2 separate regions of the Homo sapiens genome follow, and region 1 is linked to region 2. A link is an interaction called in ENCODE POLR2A ChIA-PET data of the cell type or tissue named here. Cell type or tissue: Panc1. All regions are shown on one strand. Each heading gives the region's core, and the rest is flanking DNA. Links, peaks and the distances in the headings are about the cores only.

Evidence for each region. Peaks named below come from ENCODE experiments on the same cell type or tissue, not always from the same donor. Only the 100,000 strongest peaks of a DNase experiment are listed, where the experiment ranks them.
Region 1: POLR2A ChIA-PET joins it to region 2 with 10 read pairs; 2 of 35 experiments call an interaction of 5 or more read pairs at or near these places.

Annotation. Positions count from the first base shown.
Region 1 is chr4:173,053,745-173,056,558 of GRCh38, forward strand. No RefSeq gene overlaps it. Among named protein-coding and RNA genes, the nearest start is that of GALNT7, 110 kb to the right of the region's middle. In Panc1, for the core only: no CTCF peak of the experiment used is centred there; no DNase peak of the experiment used is centred there; H3K27ac peaks cover 1,499 bases.
Region 2 is chr4:174,213,950-174,216,763 of GRCh38, forward strand. The region is part of intron 1 of LINC02268 (long intergenic non-protein coding RNA 2268); the gene reads right to left. Among named protein-coding and RNA genes, the nearest start is that of LINC02268, 5.0 kb to the right of the region's middle. RefSeq lists enhancers at 357-416, 527-1,187. In Panc1, for the core only: no CTCF peak of the experiment used is centred there; no DNase peak of the experiment used is centred there; H3K4me3 peaks cover 457 bases.

The sequences.
Region 1 (2,814 bases), core at 106-2,605, 1.2 Mb before region 2:
ACTTACCTGATAAATGTGCCCCATCTTCAGAATGTAGGACGAGCTGTGTTTGTTCAATTTTACTGCATCCTGAGACAAATGAAATTGGGGAAAAGCTGCTATGAAATGAAGCTATTTTCTACAGAGTTTGTTCTTGACAAGCTATATTGCAGCCCCAGCCATAATAAAGAGACAATGACTCATCTGGTGTATAGCAAAACAATGAAAATAAACAAACAAAAACAAATATAAAGTTCCTAAATGTTATTCCAGCAATAGACCTGTAAAGAGATATCAGTTAATCTAAAATATGTATATATTAGATGCTTAACATTTTTTGTTGGATGCATGAATGGATAGCAGGAATAATGCCTACTTCAACGCACTACTTTCAATATTTCCCATAATTCAACCTAGAAAATGAAAAGCAGAGAGAGAAAGAGATAGATAAAATAAGAAGAGAGGGAGAATGAGAGAGGAAGAAAAGTAACCGAGAGTAAATGAAAGTCTTCACTCAAAATCATAAGGAATGTATCTTAACTGAATATTTTGATTGATATGATGCATTGTTTTATAATTGCTGCTCCAAGGAAAAAATTGAGGCATGAGGAAAATATACCCCATTGGGCAGTGGGCAGGAAAAAAAAATCTCTGTCAAAGAGCACAAATCTTATTTACAATGGACCTTTAATGACTCTAAGCTGCTTTAACTCCCATGTAGTTCCCCCATTGGAAGAAGATTATAAAAGACTGCTCTCCTCTTTCCCAGCTCACACTGATGTTTTTACCCCATTCAAAATGAGTATGGTAATGGCATTCACTAAGGATTATCAACATTTGAGAAAAATAAAAAAGATCCAATACAAGCTGAGAAGAATACAAATTATCTATGGAGCTTCCATTGATGGAAATGGCAAGTATAGATATTAATATATTACATGAGTCATTCGTGGTAGACATTCATCTTAATGGCTTAGACCTCAATAAAGCTAAGGCAGAGGGACCCATTGTATAATAGTTTTAGGACTCTTCACTGCTAATGGAACAAGCTCTAACCCTTTCCAAAGGAGCCTGGAGCACCAGAATCGCGGAGAGAGAAAAAACAGTGGAAGCTGTGTATGATTTCCCAGTATACTCACATTTATCCACTTATGAGCAGGAATCTGTGATCTGAAAGCTTTCCAGAGTGAAATGATTTCTAAAACTAAGCAACAAGAAATGCATGAAACTGAGAAAGGAGACAAGTCTAAGGTGAACATTGGGCTATAACACAATCATAAAAGGCTTCAGAAATAACTGAAGAAGGCTGACTGTTCTTGACCTATAACTTTACCTCATTTTGCTTGTACTGCTGAATCGCATAAATGGAAAATAAGCAAAAGCAGTGGTTGTTGTAATTACTTTCATAATGGTGACGATTTTGACTTGATGTGAATTAATATTCTTAAACTTCTTCAAGGTACATTGCATTTGGCCAATTCTTCTTATTCTAAATCACCACAAAAGAACAAGGCTTACCATACATCTTAACAAAGCTGGTTTTTGTTTTTGTTTCTAATTCCTAAGGTCATCAACTCTAATTTTACAGAAGTTAAGCTTTGTTCTAATTGGCTATATAATCAGGGGTAAGTAACCTAATTTCTATAATTGAGGGTATTTATTCCTACATTGCACTGTACATTGTTCCTTACAAGTAGAAGACTATGTGATTTTGTAGTAATAATAAAGTCAAAAAGGGTGTCCATGTTAAGCTATGAGAATTCAATCTGGAGAACATGGAGCATATTTTCCCTCACTTGGAGGGCTAGGGTAAGAGTAATTATTGGCAATGTTGGACTGAACAAACAGTACACTCCGTAAAAAATGAGATGGCCAACATTATTAATTGCATAAGATATTGGCTCATTCATTCATCAAACGTTTATTGGTTGACACTAACCATGCAAGTTTACAAAAACCTGCAATACAGCTTCATGGCAAAGCTTTCTCCTATGAAGCTTTTTACATAATAAAATTCAGGGAGAAAAATAGTCAAATGTATACTCAGTAAACCTTGCCAGAAGGCTGAAAATCTGTTTCCCAATTGAAAAACCACAGCCAGATATCATGTATAAAGGAAAGTCATTCATAGTAATCTTACTCTCCCTTTACTATTGTTTTTTAATAGATGACTGAAGATTACTGAGAGAATAAGATAAAAAGAAAAAGACAGAAAATATTGAATATGTTTGAAGTCTTTAACCCTTATAAAATAAAAATATCCAATCATCTTCACTACAGGAAGGAAACTAGGAATATACATCTTTGGGAGTAAAAGACACCTCCCCTTCCTTTTCCTAAATAGTCCCTTCTGGCTCAATTAGCTGATAGAGGAGAGCTATTTCACCCTTGAAATCCTAACAAGGTGGCATGGGAAGGGCAGCAGTGCTCCATTCCTTGTTGGGCCCACCCCTGGATCTTGATCAGGGATTAGGGGTGTCACAGTTAATTCATTCATAACATATAAAGCTCCAAAGTTTCTACATTTTTAACTGAGCTAAAGGAATTTAAATTTTTCCTAAAATAATATCATTTTCACTCCCTTGTACTCTGTTATGCTTTCTCAGTAGCACGAGAAGGGATTAGAGTTACAGTTAGTCCTGAGAATTGAGGATAACCCTGGTTCTGATGATAGGACAACATCAGACACGTGAAGGCCACCCATCATTGTCACAAGGGAACAACACAGAACAGATACCTCAGGGAATTCCTGGTGATTTAGTCACCCACCTTTCCCCGCTTTGCCTCTTGGGATCTCTGAGCTCTAATGGTGGAGAAAAGGGAAAGAGATAAGGG
Region 2 (2,814 bases), core at 85-2,584:
TGGTTTCTTCTCTTCTTGGAATGCTTTTGGCAGATCCTCCGCGTTTTCCGGGTCTCTTGGGAGTCTGAACATGCATTTTCCTTTATTTCAGACAGGATTCCGAGTGTTAACTAGATTGTGCCCTCCCCACTACCTATCCTGCCCATCTTCCTTCTCAGCCGTCGGGTGCGGGAGGAACGCCCTTGCCAACCTCAGCCTTTTTGATCTTCCGCGGGCAGAGACTCATCAGAGCCAGGAGGACTGTAACTACCCCCGGGGCGTGTACCGCCGAAGCCTGAAGAGGCTGGTTGGGCCAAAATAGCAGTCGCTGCAGGCACCAGTTTCAGCCCGTCACCTGAGTGCCGGTTCCTGTGGGCGCGCCAGTCTCGCAGGCAGCGCGCCCAAGCTCGCGGATCGCCCTCTCACATTTTTAGAAGCCAAGAAAAGCACTTTTGAAATTCACTCCTTCGACCGTGGGCAGAGGAGCAGGTGGGCGCCGAGCCCTAGCTGAGGGTGGGGGGTCGCGGAGGAGAGGAACTGGAAAATGGGAAATAGGTGTCTGCTGACCTAGAGTTCTTCGGCTTTGATTTTAAGCGGCAGTGAGGCTGGGTGGTTTCGCCCCCCTCATCCCCTCGGTCGCTGGCGCAGATTGATCCTGGAGCTAGTTACGGGTGTTAAACTGGTACGCGGGTGGGGCAATTCATTAGGCAAGAAATGGATTAGTTGTTTATTATCTATAAACATTCCAACCACAGCAACCAATCATAAAACCGCGGAAGGGCCTGTAAAGTAAAGCAGCAGCGAAGCCTCCATGTGGGCAGCTCAGGCTTAGCGATTGTTCCCGGGTGATAAAGGGTCGATTAGGGAAGTAGAGCTAGGAAGGTGGGGGCGGGGGAGCGGGCGATAATTAAGCGAGTCGTCAGGAAATTGCTTTCTAGATGGGGATCATGATGCCTCTAACTTGAACGGGGCAGGAGAAATATTGGGGTGATTTGGAAGACGGTGATAAGGGAAAGCACAAAATAAGGATTGGAGGGCCGCAGTGAGGTCATTAGTGAAGCTGATGCCGGAGATAAAAGCTGTTGATTAATTGAGGGGAGCAATTTAGTCTTTGGTTTCTTGGTAAAATGCTTAGTCACTAACCATGAAAGCGGCCTAATAATATTTTATGGGGGTGGGGAGGAGTTTAAAACTGGCATCTTTCTAGTAGCAGAAATTCACCTTTGAGTATGGCTTTTTAAAATTCCTCTTTGGAATAAAACGTTTTCTAATAAGAGTTAGTCTCAAAAAAAAGTTAATATTAGGTTGGTGCAAAAGTAATTGCGGTTTCTGCCATTACTTTCAAATGACACAAACCGCATTTACTTTTGCACCAACTTAATACTTTTTCTTTTTTAAGTATAAAGCTTTTGTTTTTAACAAAATAACTATTTGGTTTCTTTGGGGTTTCGTAAAACAAACTTTAAACTCATTGCATATTTGACATTTTACTATATTAGAAAGTGATGAAATAATTATGCTGGTTTTCGAATAACTAATTCAAGTATACTGTTTTCACTTTGATTCAGAACCTATTACTCAGAAAACAAGTTAGTGGCAAAGTTCTTAATCGTTTAATAAATATATTGGTTTGGAAATTTATTAGAACTAAGATGTAGAATATAGTAATATACACACGTTAGAGGTTTCCTTTCTCAAATTAAAAAAAAAATGGTAATTTAAGTGTAACCGTCCAAAAACGGGCATGAGGCATAAATGAAAAGTTTGATAAATTATTTTTTAAAACCTTCTTATGGAATTTCTTAGATCAAGATAAAGAGCGTTACCTGCATCCCAGAAATTCCTCTCCTGCAAGATGTTTTTTAAAATCAATTTATTAGATTTTTGTTTTGGGGATGTTTATGTTTAAATAATTGCTCATCAAGTGCTTGGATTTCTTTTCAGGACGAGTATTGTAGATTTTCCTCCCTTGGGGACTACTTGCCTAAAAATAAAATGATTCGAGCATTTTGAAGAAGGAACAAAAACAGCCTCCACATCCTTTTTTTTTTTTTTTTTTTTCCTGCCTCTGGCAGCCCACACTCCTTCCCCCAGCTTTCTTTATTCCATATGAGAGACATAACAAACAAACGATTACATGTTGAAAAACACATCTGAAAACAGAAAGGTCACGTTACTACCGAGTCCTGGGGAACATTAATCTGATGTTTGGAAAACAGTTGACAGTTGAAGGTTGGAGTTTCTCTTTTCAACTCCTGGACAGAGAGAGAGAAAGAGAGACAGAGAGAGAGAGAGAGTTGAATGAAAAAAAGAAGGGAAGAGACCACTTTGTGGCCTTTTCACTTCAGGAATAATTGAGGGACTGCCAAATTTCTAACCCAGATTTAAAAATGCAAACACATTCACAAAGAGGACTAACGATTTGAAATGGCTCAAGTTGGCATTGACTCTAAGTGAGAAGGTGTGTGTGTGTGTGTGTGTGTGTGTGTTGTCTTAAAATAATTAATGTGAATAGCGAAAAGTAATCACGATAACATCAAGCCCTGCATGCCTGAGGGGAGAGTTTGCTGGACAAAAAACAGTCCCTTTACTAATAGCTTGTGAGAAGGTGAAAGTTGATTGCCTGACCACTCGTCTCTCTCCAGCGTTTCTCTAAGTCCGAGCCCCCATCTCTCCCAGTCCTCCCGGCTCAGCGAGGAATTCCTTTTCTTGACTTGTTTAAGTGCTGGTAACCCAGGGCTCAGTGGCTGAAGCAGCTGGGTGTCTAAAACCCCGATATCTGGCTGCCACTGGGGTTCCTCCTATGTGAATTGTGAGGTAGAATGAGGAAGAAGA